Regions from separate parts of the Homo sapiens genome. Here region 2 is linked to region 1. Evidence: chromatin loops called from intact Hi-C (ENCODE). Cell type or tissue: HCT116. All regions are shown on one strand. Each heading gives the region's core, and the rest is flanking DNA. Links, peaks and the distances in the headings are about the cores only.

Region 1 (7,094 bases), core at 2,273-4,772:
GACCACGGCTGTGTATGTAGCCCCGCCCCGGGGGCGGCCGCCTTCCCCTCGGGCATGGCAAGAGCCAATCACAGGCCAGCGTGTCCCCGCTCCGCCAATGGTCGGACTGTTGCTAGGGCCTGGGTCCCTGCCCCGAAATCGGCCCGCTTAGCGGCCCCGGGGCTTCATTTGTTGCAGATCCCGCCCTCCAGCCACTGGGGAGCTTTTATCTCCCAACTTCACCCGCTTCTCTCTCCTCCGTCTTCCGCCTCCACCTTTGTTACGTGCTTGGGAGGATGGAGCCTTGGGCTCGTGGTGGGCCCTTGGTCCCACGCCTGCCCTTCAGTTTCTCCATCTGAATAATGACGTGATCTCTCGTGTCCCGGCCCGTACTGGTTGGCTATCCTTTCTTACCTACACATCTCTGCTTCTGAAAACAGCCCTGGGAGGTCTGCGTTGTTCCCAGATTGCAGAAGAGGAAACTCCTGGCCCCCGATGCACACAACAGCTGGGCGGTTTCTGGTGGCTACCTGGGTCTGACGGGTTCCATCACTTTACACGCGGGAGCCATGGTGCAACAGTGAGGGAGGGGGCAGATCTGGTGTCCTGGCGACACTGAGGCCAGGTCCTGCCTCTCTTTGGTATCCCAGGCCCTCCACAGCTAGGTCCCAACCTGCCTGTCCAACCTCCGCTGCCCTCATGCCCCAGGTGTTACAGCCCCATCAGCCTCCTGTGCGCCCTTCAAGGTCCTCTGCTCCAATACCCTTCCCTCCCACGGTCCTGATGATGATAACTGAATCGAACAGTGGCTGCCAGCCAGGGCCAGGGCCCTCCCCCATCATCAGTCCTGAAAGATGTCAGAAATGGAATAAAGACACCCAGTCTCCCCGCTTCCCATCTCCTGACATAGAGTTGTATAATCCCAGGCCGAGAGGGAGTTGAGTTGCCCAAGTCACTATCAAGGCTGGATTTAGGAATTAAAAATCAGCTCCAGTGAGGTTGCTGACTGTTTAGAAAGGTGGGATTTCTGTCGCTCAGCAATGTCTATTTTCTTTTTCTTTCTTTTTTAGAGACAAGGTGTCACTCTGTTGCCCAGGCTGTACTGGAGTGCAGTGGTGCAATCATAGCTCACTGGAGCCTCCAAATCCTGGGCTCTGAGTAGCTGAGACTATAGGTGTGCACCACCATACCCAGCTGATTTCTAAATTTTTTTTGTAGAAACAGTCTCACTGTGGTGCCCAGACTGGTCTCGAGTACCTGACCTCAAGCCTCAGCCTCCCAAAGTGTTGGGATTACAGGTGAAAACCACTGTGCCCGACCCAATGTTTCATTTTCTGAATAAAGGGCTGTTGGGGGACAAAAGCTTAAGAGCTCAGGATTTGGATTCTCATCCCACCATGTCCTAATTAGGTGACATAACCTCTCAAGGTATTTAGCCTTTTAGAGGATCAGTTTCTACATCTGTAAAACGAGAATAATACAACCTACCTCAAAAATGTCTAGCAGTGACTGAGTGCTTACTATCGGCTCTCAGCAGCCTTCTAAAGACTTCACAGTGGCTGGGTGCAGAGGCTCAAGCCTGTAATCCCAGCACTTTGGGAGGCTGAGGCAGGAGGATCGCTGGAGACTGGGAGTTCCAGACCAGCCTGGGCAACATAGCGAGATCCTATCTCTACCAAAATTACAAAATTAGCCAGGCATATTGACAAATGCTTGTGGTCCCGGCTACTTGGGAGGCTGAGGTAGGAGGGTAGCTGGAGTCCAAGAATTCGAGGCTGTAGTGAGCTGTAATGGTGCCATGGCACTCCAGCCTGGGCAACTGAGCAAGATCCTGTCTCAAAAAAAAAAAAAAAAAAGCCAGGCATGGTGTCTCATGCCTGTAATCCCAGCACTTTGGGAGGCCGAGATGGGTGGATCACCTGAGGTCGGGAGTTAGAGACCATCCTGACCAACATAAAGAAACCCCATCTCGGCCCGGCGCGGTGGCTCACGCCTGTAATCCCAGCACTTTGGGAGGCCGAGGCGGGTGGATCATGAGGTCAGGAGATCGAGACCATCCTGGCTAACAAGGTGAAACCCCGTCTCTACTAAAAATACAAAAAATTAGCCGGGCGCGGTGGCGGGCGCCTGTAGTCCCAGCTACTCGGGAGGCTGAGGAAGGAGAATGGTGTGAACCCGGGAAGCGGAGCTTGCAGTGAGCCGAGATTGCGCCACTGCAGTCCGCAGTCCGGCCTGGGCGACAGAGCGAGACTCCGTCTCAAAAAAAAAAAAAAAAGAAACCCCATCTCTACTAAAAATACAACATTAGCCGGGTGTGGTGGCAGGTACCTGTAGTCCCAGCTACTCGGGAGGCTGAGGCAGGAGAATCGCTTGAACCCGGGAGGCAGAGGTTGCGGTGAGCCGAGATAGTGCCACTGCACTCCAGCCTGGGCAACAAGAATGAAACTCAGTTAAAAAAAAAAGAATACTTCTTAGGTATTAATTCATATAGTTGCATCATTTGCAGATGAGGAAACTGAGACTTAGCAACATGCCCAAGGTCCCACAGCTAAGAAGTAAGTGGCCAAGTGGGATTGAACCCAGGCAGTGTGACATGAGTTCCTGCAACCATAACTGCGATCCCGTGCTGCCGCTCAGTGGAGTGGGGTTGCTATGAGGATTTAATAAGCTAACGAGTGATTGGCAGCTAGCAGGTGCCTCCTAAAATGTGCCAGTTCTGATTAGGATCAGAGTGGAAACAGTGGTCAACCCCCCTGCAGCAGAGGGTGTGACAGGGTGGGGCAGGAGCCCGGGCTCAGGCCTTGGCTGCCAGACCCTTCCAAGGCAGAGAGAGTGGGCTGGGTCTTCCAGGAGGGAAATTCAGGGAGGCTTGAAGGCCCTTGGAAACTGAAGCCCAGGGCAGAGGAGAACCGGGCTAAAGGCGTGCTGGGTGTGGGGCTGGGGAGAGGGGCAGTGGGGAGGTGTCAGAGTTTTTCAAGACTGGGCCTCTTTTTATTTTTGTTGAGACAGGGTCTCGCTTTGTCACCCAGGCTGGAGTGCAGTGGCACAATCTTAACTTGCTGCAACATCCACCTCCTGGGTTCAAGCAATTCTCCTGCCTCAGCCTCCCGAGTAGCTGGGATTACAAGCATCCGTCACCACACCTGGCTAATTTTTGTATTTTTAGTGGAGACGGGGTTTCACCATGTTGGCCAGGCTGGTCTTGAACTTCTGACCTCAAGTTATCCACCTGCCTCAGCCTCCCAAAGTGCTGGGATTACAGGCATGAACCACCATGTCCGGCTTGTCTCTTTGTTTTATTTATTTATTTATTTATTTATTTATTTATTTATTTATTTATAAGAAACAGAGTCTCGCTCTGTCTTCCAGGCTGGAGTGCAGTGTTGTGATCATATCTCACTGCAGCCTCAAGCTTCTGGGCTCAAGCAATCCTCCCACCTCAGCCTCCCGAGCAGCTGGGGCTGTAGGTTTGCACCTACTGCCATGCCATGTCCGGCTACTTTTTCCTTTTTTTTTTTTTTTTTTTGTAGAGAAGGGATCTCACTATGTTGTCCAGGCTGGTCTCACATTCCTAGGCTCAAGCGATCCTCCCGCCTCAGCCTCCCAAAGTGCTGGGATTACAGGTGTGAGACACTGCGTCTGGCCAAGACCAAGTCAATTGCCCCTGTTTGCGCTCTACAGGGCTCAGAACCTGGGCAGAGATTCCTGAAGGTTCTGGACTGGGCAGTGTTGGTGCCTGAGGAATTCATCCTCTCTGGGAGGGCACCAGGGGGCAGTCGCTTACTGTCCTATCTGGGCCTGGGAGTGGGGCGATGTGGGTCCGCAAACCCCAGGGCGTCCTCTAGGGGGCAGTCTCGGGCCTGCCTGCGCACAGCTCCATCCTCCGTGTGGGAGGGGCTGAGGCTTCCTGCCTGATCTTGACTTGAGCCCGGGTGGGGATTGATTTATCTTTCTCCCACCCAGAGCCCACTACCCCCTGCTGAGGGGATCGGTCTGTGGGGCTGCTCCCAGGGTTCAAGGCTTTCAGGCTGGGCAGACCTGGAGAAGAGGGGTCTTTGGGGCCACGGGAGGAATTACAAAGGGATAGTTTGGGCATCAGGGTTCAGAGACAGGTGGGGTGGAATTCAGAGAGGGGAGGGGCCTCAAACAAGGGAGGGGAGAGTGGGGAAGTGAGGAAGTGCAGTCATGGGGTGGGAGCTCAGGGAAGACGGGTGAACTCCAAGAAAGGCCAGGTGAGGCGGCTCACATCTGTAATCCCAACACTTTGGGAGGTGGAGGCAGGAGGATCACTTGATTCCAGGAGTTCGAGACCTCCCTGGGCAACATAGTGAGACCCGCATCTCTACAAAAAATTAGAAACTTACCAGGTATAGTGGCGCACACCTGTTGTCCCAGCTACTCGGAAGGCTGGACAGGAGGATTGCTTGAGCCCAGGAGTTGGAGGTTGCAGTGAGCTATGATCTCACTAGTGTACTCCAGCCTGGAGACAGAGTGAGACCTGGTCTCTAAAAAAGAAAACAAAAAGAAAAGAAGAAGCCAAGCACGGTGGCTCATGCCTATAATCTCAGCACTTCAGGAGGCCAAGACGGGCGGATCACCTGAGGTCAGGAGTTCAAGACCAGACTAGCCAACATGGTGCAACCCCGTCTCTACTAAAAATACAAAAATTAGCTGGGTATGGTGGTGCACACCTGTAATCCCAGCTAATCTGGAGGCTGAGGCACAAGTATTACTTGAACCCATTGGGAGGAGGCTGCAGTGAGCCAAGATGGTACCACTGCACTCTGGCCTGGGCAATAGAGCGAGACTCTGTCTCAAAAAAAGAAAAGAAAAAAAAGAAAGAAAGAACGGATTTCCTGTGCGAGGAGGGACTTGGTGTTGGGAGGGGTACAGTCAGGTAGTGGAGCTGAGTCAGGGAGGGACAGAATCAGTGGGGCAGATGGGAACTCACGAGGGGTCCAGTGAGGGCATGAGGGCCAAGAGAGGGTAGGTGAACCCAAAGAAGGGAGTGATTTCTTTTTTGTTTGTTTGTTTGTTTGTTTGTTTTTGTTTTGAGATGGAGTTTTGCTCTTGTTGCCCAGGCTGGAGTGCAATGGCACTATCTCAGCTCACCACAACCTCTGCCTCCTGGGTTCATGCCATTCTCCTGCCTCAGCCTCCTGAGTAGCTGGGACTATAGGCGCCTACCACCACACCTGGCTAATTTTGTATTTTTAGTAGAGATGGGGTTTCTCCATGTTGGTCATGGCTGGTCTTGAACTCCTGACCTCGTGATCTGCCTGCCTCAGCCTCCCAAAGTGCTGGGATTACAGGTGTGAGCCACTGCGCTGGCTGACCTTTTTTTTTTTTTTTTTTGAGATGGAGTCTCGCTCTGTCACCCAGGCTGGAGTGCAGTGGCTCAGTCTTGGCTCACTGCAACCTCCACCTCCCGGGCTCAAGTGATTCTCATGCCTCAGCCTCCCGAGTAGCTGGGACTACTGACACCCACCACCATGCCTGGCTAATTTTTTTTGTATTTTGGTAGAGACTGGGTTTCACCATGTTGCCCAGGGTGGTCTTGAACTGCTGAGCTCAAGTGATCCGTCCGCCTCGGCCTCCCAAAGTGCTAGATTACAGGTGTGAGCCACTGCACCCGGCGGGAGTGACCTCTTTGTCATCCATCCACCTGATTAAGTTTTCAACCTCCTTATCCTGTGGTCCCACCAGCCTGAAGACATAGACGCTCCCAGCCATTCCTAAGAGGACTTTGAGGAGCCCATCATATGGAGAGCAGAACGACATAGGGAAAAAAGGGGTTACTTAGTGGGGTCAGGGGCCAGACTGAAGGCCTTTCTCACCCAGGCCCTTGTTGGTCATGCACAGAAATATCTGCATATCCTCAAGTCCCCCTGGGACTTTGGTCTTCCTACGATTGTTAGGGGACCTGGGTAGCTTCCACTATTCATGACTCCCCCTAGATCGTCACCCTGCATGGGACTGACAACACCAACAGACAACCAGAGGTCCCCCAGAAGTGAAGTCTCAGAATGGAAACTGAGCCCAGGGCCAGGCTGCACCCCAGCCCATGTCTCCGCCAGGGTGCAGCGGGCCCAAACCAAGGTCTGGCCCCAGCCCTGGGCTTTTTCCCTGGTTTTTTTTTTTTTTTTTTTTGAGATGGAGTCTTGCTCTGTTGCCCAGGCTGGAGTACAATGGCGCTATCTCAGCTCATGGCAATCTCTGCCTCCTGGGTTCAAGCAATTCTCCTGCCTCAGCCTCCAGGGTAGCTGTGATTACAGGTATCCGCCACCATGCCTGGCTAATTTTTTGTATTTTTAAGTAGAGATGGGGTTTCACCCTGTTGGCCAGGCTGGTCTTGAACTCCTGACCTCAGGTGATCCGCCTGCCTCGGCCTCCCACAGTGCTGGGATTACAGGTGTGAGCCACCTCGCCCGGCTGGCTTTTTCCTAAACATGGAGCTACTCCTGCCGCCTCAATCAATTCTTTATTTTTTTTAGAGACAAGGTCTTGCTCTGTCACCCAGGCTGGAGTGCAGTGGCATGTCCATAGCTCACTGTAGCTTCGAACTCCTGGGCTTAAGAGATTCTCCCGCCTTAGCCTCCCAAGTAGATCAGACTGCAGGCACCACCGTGCCCAGATAATTTCTTATTTTTAGTAGAGCCAGAGTCTCACTATGTTGCCCAGGCTGGAATGCAGTGGTATGATCATAGCTCACTGCAGCCTCAACCTCCTGGACTCGAGCCATCCTCCTGCCTCAGCCTCCTGAGTAGCTGGGACTATAAACATATGCCACCATGCTCAGAATTTTTTTTTTTCTTTGAGATGGAGTTTCACACTTGTTGCCCAGGTGGAGTGCAATGACACAATCTTGGCTCACTGCAACCTCTGCTTCCCAGGTTCAAGCGATTTTCCTGCCTCAGCCTCCTGAGTAGCTGGGATTACAGGCAAGCACCACCACATCTAGCTAATTTTTGTATTTTTAGTAGAGATAGGGTTTCGCCATGTTGGTTAGGGCTGGTCTTGAACTCCTGACCTCAGATGAACCACCTGCCTCAGCCTCCCAAAGTGCTGGGATTACAGGTGTGAGTCACTGTGTCCAGCCCCAGCTAATTTTTAAA
Region 2 (7,094 bases), core at 1,977-4,476, 51 kb after region 1:
TTATATATTAAATATATAAATATATAAAATATATAAATATTTATAATATATATAAATATTAAAATATATATCTATATTTATATATAGATATATAAATATATATAAATTAAAATATATAAATATATTAAATATATTATTTATATGAAAATATACATTAATATTTATATTGAAATATATATTAATATTTATATTAAAATATGTTAATATTTATATTAAATATATAAATATATAATATAATTAAATATAAATATATTAAATATATAAATATTTATATATATTAAATATATAAATATTTATATATATTAAATATATAAATATTTATATATATTAAATATATAAATAAGGCCGGGCGCGGTGGCTCACGCCTGTAATCCCAGCACTTTGGGAGGCCGAGGCGGGCGGATCACGAGGTCAGGAGATCGAGACCATCCCGGCTAAAACGGTGAAACCCCGTCTCTACTAAAAATACAAAAAATTAGCCGGGCGTAGTGGCGGGCGCCTGTAGTCCCAGCTACTTGGGAGGCTGAGGCAGGAGAATAGCGTGAACCCGGGAGGCGGAGCTTGCAGTGAGCCGAGATCCCGCCACTGCACTCCAGCCTGGGCGACAGAGCGAGACTCCGTCTCAAAAAAAAAAAAAAAAAAAAAAAAAAAATATATATATATATATATATATATATATATAAATATTTATTAAATATATAAAATATATAAATATTAAATATATAAATATATATAAATATTAAATATATATAATTATATATAATAAAAGTAATAATTATTATTATTACTTTTAATTAAAGAAGGAAGTCTATGTTGCCCAGGCTGGTCTCGAACTCCTGGCCTCAAGCGATCCTTCTGCCTTGGCCTCCCAAAGTGCTGAGACTACAGCAGTGAGCCACCACACCTGGCTACCCCTGATAAACTTCTACCCACCGATGAATTGACATTCTGTCCACCAGCCCTGCTCCCCAGCCCTTGGGGGTGTTTAATCTGCAACCCTCATCCCCCACCAGGAGAAAGCCTCCCAGAGGCCCAGGCCTACCTGCTGGGAGATCTGGAATCACTGTAGTGGGAGGAGAGGGAGGGGCTGTGGGAGCTGCCACTGCTATGGCGATGAGACCTCCGGCCTGGGGACTCTGTGTGAGGCCTGGCGTGGATGGGGGAAATCAGCCTGTACCTCAATTCTGCCCCCCGTGATCCCCCCAGCCCCCAAGTTGCCCAGCCTCCCACCAGGATCCCAGTGGAACCCTACTGAAAGCCAGTGTTCATCAGTCCCCTAAAGTCTCCTATAAAAGGTACATCAGCAGTGTTGGTGCTGGCTGCAGAGCCTATCTGGTCCATATGGGTCATCTGTGAGAATTAGTAAAAGGCCCCCTTTTCTCTAGACAACCCCAGCCTCCCAAGACCCCCCTCAGCCCTCAGCAGGTGATCCTGGGACTTGTGGGGTGGGAGGAAGGAGGGTGGGAGTCACGAGGACTGGGCTTGGGAGGACCCTGGATTGGAAGGCAAGAGGCCTGGGTTTTGGTTCAAGCTCTGACTCAGCAAGAGCCCTTGGCTTTCTTTCTAGATCTTAATTTTTCCATCTGGGCAAAATGAGCTACCTTTAATGGCCTGATTCTGTGATTCTAAAAGGCGTAGTTTGCTGGGGCGGGAGGGAGAACGAATGGGGGGCTGGAGAGTAGGGAGGGCGCTTACCTCTTCTTCTCTTTGTTCTTCTCTTTTCTTTTGCACTTGGAGCTTCGAGATCTGCAGAGAGCAGAGACCACAGTGATGGTGTGGCCCGGGGAGGGTGTGGCCTTCGTGCCCTGGAGCCTGGGTATACTCAGGTGTGGATCTGAGATTTGTTCCACTCTAGGGCCTAAGCCCCATGGCTGGCGGGGACTTTTCCATCCTACTCCACCCCTTTGTCCCTTTCACTCAGCCAAAGCTCCGGCCTTCCTCCTCCTGGAAGTCCTGGCCCGTGAACACCTCCCTGGGTCGCAAATGCTGCCCAGTCTGGGAGGGCCACAGAAGTGTGGCTGGCCCCAGATAAAGTGGGGTGCTATAGCCGGGCATGGTGGCTCACACCTTTAATCTCAGCACTTTGGGAGGCTGAGGCCAGTGGATCACTTGAAGTCAGGAGTTTGAGACCAGCCTGACCAACATGGAGAAACCCAGTCTCTACTAAAAATACAAAATTAGCCAGGCGTGGTGGTGTGTGCCTATAATCCCAGCTACTAGGGAGGCTGAGGCAAGAGAATCGCTTGAACCTGGGAGGCGGAGGTTGCGTAAGCTGAGATCGCGCCTTTGCACTCCAGCCTGGGCAATAAGAGTGAAACTCCGTCTCAGGAAAAAAAAAAAAAAAAAAAAGGCAGGGGTTGCTGTTTGCAGGTGTGGCAGCCTCAAGCCTTAGGTCTGGGCCAGATAGAAATGGTGATTTGCTCTTGTCTTTTGGTACTGGACTTGGGACATGCCCAATACTCATTCCCTTGAGTATTGGGGTGTGGCCTGATAATCATACCTCCTGTGCCCCCTTCCTCCGTGTGCTCCCAGACTGGCCCAGCCCTAGGCCAGCTCACCAGGGGTTTAGGAAAGAAATGCTTTCCCAAGGGCATGATGTCCCTGCTTTTTTTTTTTTTTTTTTTTTTTTTTTTGTCTTGAGACAGAGTCCCGCTCTGTTGCCCAGGCTGGTGTGCAGTGGCACAATCTCAGCTCACTGCAACCTCCACCTTGCAGGTTCAAGCAATTCTCATGCCTCAGCCTCCCAGGTAGCTGGGATTACAGTAGCCTGCCACCACGTCTGGCTATTTTTTGTTTGTTTGTTTGTTTGTTTTAGTAGAAACAGGATTTCACCATGTTGGCCAGGCTGGTCTCGAACTCCTGGCCTCAAGTGATCTGCCCACCTCAGCCCTCCAAAGTGCTGGGATTACAGATGTGAGCCACCGTGCCTGGCCAATCTCCCTGCTTTTGAATGACATCTCTGGATCCATCTGCAGGGCTGCCCCCTCCCAACTCCCACAGCTTCCTGTCACATCCCATCCAGCCCTCTGGGGCAAGCCCCCCAACCCAGCACCCTCTACCTTTGATGAAAGGCCTGAGAAGCTTCTGGTTAGCCCTCAAAGGTCTCACCCAACCCCAATCCTCAGCCCCATCCTCCCTGGTGCCACCAGATCCCTTCAGTCCTTCTGACCCCAAAACAAAGCCATACTAAGGAACACAGAAATGTGCTCCCACAGGAGCAGAGTGACTGCGGGGAAGGCCCGGAGGCTATGGGTTTGGGTGCTGGAGCCTGCTTTGGGCTTCAGTCTCCCCATTGGAAGTTGGTCTATTCCTAGTTCACTTTTAGGACCTGTCCAGGAAGGATGGGAGCTGGCCAGAGGGTGTGTGTAAGCTAATGGTGGCCACTTGGGGGCAGTAGGGACCCACACTGATCCATAGACACTGGGAGGCCAGGGGAAGATGAAAAATTGGGGACATTGGAGGGGCAGGATTAGGTGTTTATGTAGGCTCCTCCCCTACTTGGCAAATTCCCACTACAAAGAAGGAACTCCAGACTCTGCCCTTCCTCTGGGCTGCTGGAAGGGGGTCTGGCTCTGATGCCACCTCTGGAATGTGACTGCCCCACAACTTCCTTCCGAGCTCTCCTCTCCTCTCCTTTCCCTTTTCCCTTCTTTTCCTTTCCTTTTCTTTTCTTTCTTTCTTTCTTTCTTTTTTTTGAGATGGAGTCTTGCTCTGTCGCCCAGACTGGAGTGCAGTGGTGCGATCTCAGCTCCCTGTAATTTCCTCCTCCCAGTATCAAGCGATTCTCCTACCTCAGCCTCCCAAGTAGCTGGGATTACAGGCACCCGCCACCATGCCCAGATAATTTTTGTATTTTCAGTAGAGACTGACTATGTTGGCCAAGCTGGTCTCAAAGTCCTGACTTCAAATGATCCAGCCACCTCGGCCTCCCAAAGTGCTGGGATTACAGGCATGAGCCACCACACCCAGACTTTGTTTTTTTTTTTTTTTTTTTCTGAGACAGAGTCTCGCTGTGTCACCCAGGCTGGAGTGCTGTGCACTCCACTGCAATCTCTTGGCTCACTGCAACCTCCGCCACCCGGGTTCAAGTGATTCTCCTGCCTCAGCCTCTCGAGTAGCTGGGATTACAGGCGCTTGCCACCACACCCAGCTAATTTTCGTATTTTCAGTAGAGACAGGATTTCACCATGTTGTCCAGGCTGGTGTCAAACTCCTGGCCTCAAGCGATCCACCTGCCTCAGCCTCCCACAGTGCTGGGATTATAGGTGTGAGCCACCGTGCCTGGCTCAGGCTGTTTTCTGCTTTCTCAGCAACCCTCTTCTCCTGCACCACTCTGCCTCCACCTGGACTCCTGCCTTTCACTTCCTCTCCCCTCCCCCAGTCCACCCTGAACAAGCCACTGCCCTGCTCAGAGCTCCCCCACACTAACCCCCAGCCCTCCTGGGTGGAGGATGGCTCCATAACCTGGCAGTCAAACCTGTTGGGAGGCTAGCACCTGTCCCCGAGAAACTCTACCTCTAGCCACAGCTCCCCGACCCTGCCTCCTATCCATGGAGCCCTCCCAGCTCACAGAGGTCCTCCTGCCTCGCGAGCTGTTTCCCTGCAAATTCAGGGTCTCGGTGTTTCTGCTTGTCTAACTGGCACCTCCACAGACAGACACACCCCTTGGGCATTGGACCTGCCATGTTGTCTAGAAATTCTTGGGGTCACCACGTCATGGCTGATGCATGGGGCAGGCAAGGGTTGCAAACAGTTGGTTTTCATGCTCCTTCTCCACTGCCCTGTCCCCGCAGCCTGGCTGTGGGAAGGAACCCTGGAGCTGAAGGATGGAGCCCTGTGGGACCCTCAAAACCCCCTCCCATCATTGCGTCCTTTGGGCTTTGGTCCTTAAGGGACCACTGACCATGTCCTCTGCAAAGCGCCGCTCACCTGTGCCGTCTCTTCCTCCGGGACCCAGAATCAGACCTGTAGGGCGATAAAGGAGTTCTCTTGAGCCTGCCTGGGGTGGCCCAGGGGAGACCTATGGAGGGCCACAGCCCTGGCCCTGGGCCCCACGGGAGGAAGAGGAGGCCCCAGGGTGGGGGCAGCAAGGGTACCTGTCTCGGCGATGCTTCTTCACACTCTTCTTCTTCTTGCGGAGGGGTGAGGAGCTCCCACAGCTGTGGACACAGGGAGGTGGGCTCTAGTGAGCTGGGGTGGGGGGTGGGGGGCTGGAAATGGCTGGAGAGACCTGGGTGCTTGGGACATTGAAGCTGGAAAGGGAATTCCAGGCCAGGAAGCCCAAGGTCCCTTGTACAGAGTGACCCGAGGCCCCAAGGGTCGCCAAGGTCCCTCAGGGTAGTTGATGGCGCTGCCTATGTTGTCCCCACAATTGTGGGGACAACAATGTCCCCCCTGGCATTGTGGGCAAAGATAGTTTCAAACCCAGAAGTCAGAGGCTCCAACGGTGGGATTCACGGCCTCTGTAGGGGCAAAACTTGCACCTTGGCAGTGTCCAGGTGCAGGCCCTGAGGGTCCAGGCCTCCGGCCTCTGGGGGATGGCCTTGGAATCTCTCCCACCCACAGACATCCCCCGCCCTGGCCCCAGCCAGCTCTGTCCCCACTGACCTGCATTCGGACTCCAGTCTCCTCTTTTTGCTGAGGGCAGATGCCAGGAAGAAAGGACAGACGGATGGATGGGGTTAGTTGGGGCCCCAGACACTTGCCAGGGTCTCACGCAGGACAGGGGAGGGTGGACAGAGAGATTCGGGGATGGCAGATGAGGCCCCTCCTCCCCAGGGCCACTCGCACTAGTGTTGGTGGGCACGGGACCCCTGGGAGGGCAGAGGGGGACTGGGAGCAGGTGCTGGTAACACACGGGCCCGGTCAGTGAGTCTGGCTCTGGGGGATTCAGTGAGAGGCAGGTGCTAGAGAAGGGCTCAGTGAGGGGCGGATCCCAGATAAGGGGAGGGGCTCGATGAGGGGTGGGGCCTAGTGGGGAGAGGACCTCGATGAGGGGCGGGTCCTAGAGAAGGGGAGGGGCTCGGTGAGGGGCGGGCCCCAGAGAAGGGGAGGGGCTCCTTGGGGGGCGGAACCTAGCGAAGGGGAGGGGCTTGTCGAGGGGCGGGGCCTAGCGAGGGGAGGAGCTTGAGGCCTGGGGTGGGTTCAGTTACCCGGAGGGCACCTAGTCGGGGGACGGCACGGGGAGGGCGAGGGAGGGGCTCAGAGAGGGGCGGGGCTCACAAATGCTGCATGGTTGTGAGCCAGGGACGGGCATCCGGGGAGAGACCCCACCTCCTCCTCCCTTCCCGCTCCGGTCAGGCGCGGTTCTCACCGGCTTCTCCGGTGGCCGCCTTTCTTTTTCTTCTTTTTCTTGGGAGGGGGCGATGCCGAGCTGCTAGACCAATGCTTGGTCCTGGGGGAGAAGGGGCGGGGGTGGGGGCGGTGAGGGGGGGCAGCCCCGCGCGCCCCCCACCCCCGCCGCGGCGGCCGCTGACCTGTACCCGCGGTGGCCGCGGTAGCAGGAGGCCGGGCAGTCACAGTCCACTGGGCCGTCGTCATCGTCAAAGGGCGCGTACTCCAGGCCCGGCTCAGCGCCCTCGGTCAGCCGCGGGGTCTCCGCCACACTGCCGGCGACAGGGACGCTCACCACCAGTCTCGGGACGACTTTTCTTCACCCCTTTTCTCGGCGCAGGGGGCCTGACCTAGCCCCGCAAGTCTGCGGGCTGCTACCCGGCTGGGGGAGGGGCGAGGGGTAACTGCGGCCCCTGGCCTTACAGGGCTAGGCAGAGATTTGGGGAACCCAACGGGGCACATCCCCTACAGGTCCCCGACCTCACGGTACAATCTTTTGCAAAAAAGAAGGAGATAACCGAGCCCCTTATTTAGCCCGCACCCCTTCTGAGTTCTCACCATCTCAGTAAGCCCCCTCCTCTTTTTTTTTTTTTTAATTTTGGAGATAGGGTCTTGCTCTGTTGCTCAGGCTGGGTTGCAGCGGTGGGATCATAGCTCACTGCAGCCTTGAACTTCTGGGCCCAAGCGATCCTTCCTCCTCAGCCTCTTGAGTAGCTGGGACTACAGGCGTGGACCCCTACCCTGGCTAATTTGAAAAATTT

Evidence for each region. Peaks named below come from ENCODE experiments on the same cell type or tissue, not always from the same donor. Only the 100,000 strongest peaks of a DNase experiment are listed, where the experiment ranks them.
Region 2: it touches region 1 in a loop (9-fold over the local background); 12 of 110 quality-filtered maps call a loop at or near these places.

The regions. Positions count from the first base shown.
Region 1 is chr7:76,311,142-76,318,235 of GRCh38, reverse strand. No RefSeq gene overlaps it. Among named protein-coding and RNA genes, the nearest start is that of FPASL, 3.6 kb to the left of the region's middle. RefSeq lists enhancers at 1-122, 471-650, 123-1,119, 3,670-3,964 and a silencer at 1-190. In HCT116, for the core only: a CTCF peak has its summit at 3,799 (motif pointing right); a DNase peak (open chromatin) is centred at 3,785; H3K4me3 peaks cover 402 bases; H3K27ac peaks cover 691 bases.
Region 2 is chr7:76,259,417-76,266,510 of GRCh38, reverse strand. It overlaps SRRM3 (serine/arginine repetitive matrix 3), which reads right to left. Exons shown (of 15, transcript NM_001110199.3): 4 at 6,477-6,605; 5 at 6,314-6,394; 6 at 5,608-5,637; 7 at 5,097-5,159; 8 at 4,930-4,965; 9 at 1,696-1,746; 10 at 1,043-1,147. LOC124901679 (a long non-coding RNA gene) reads left to right here and starts at 6,915. Exons shown (of 3, transcript XR_007060392.1): 1 at 6,915-7,094. RefSeq lists an enhancer at 4,550-5,073 and silencers at 5,962-6,041, 6,026-6,320. In HCT116, for the core only: a CTCF peak has its summit at 3,387 (motif pointing right); a DNase peak (open chromatin) is centred at 3,390.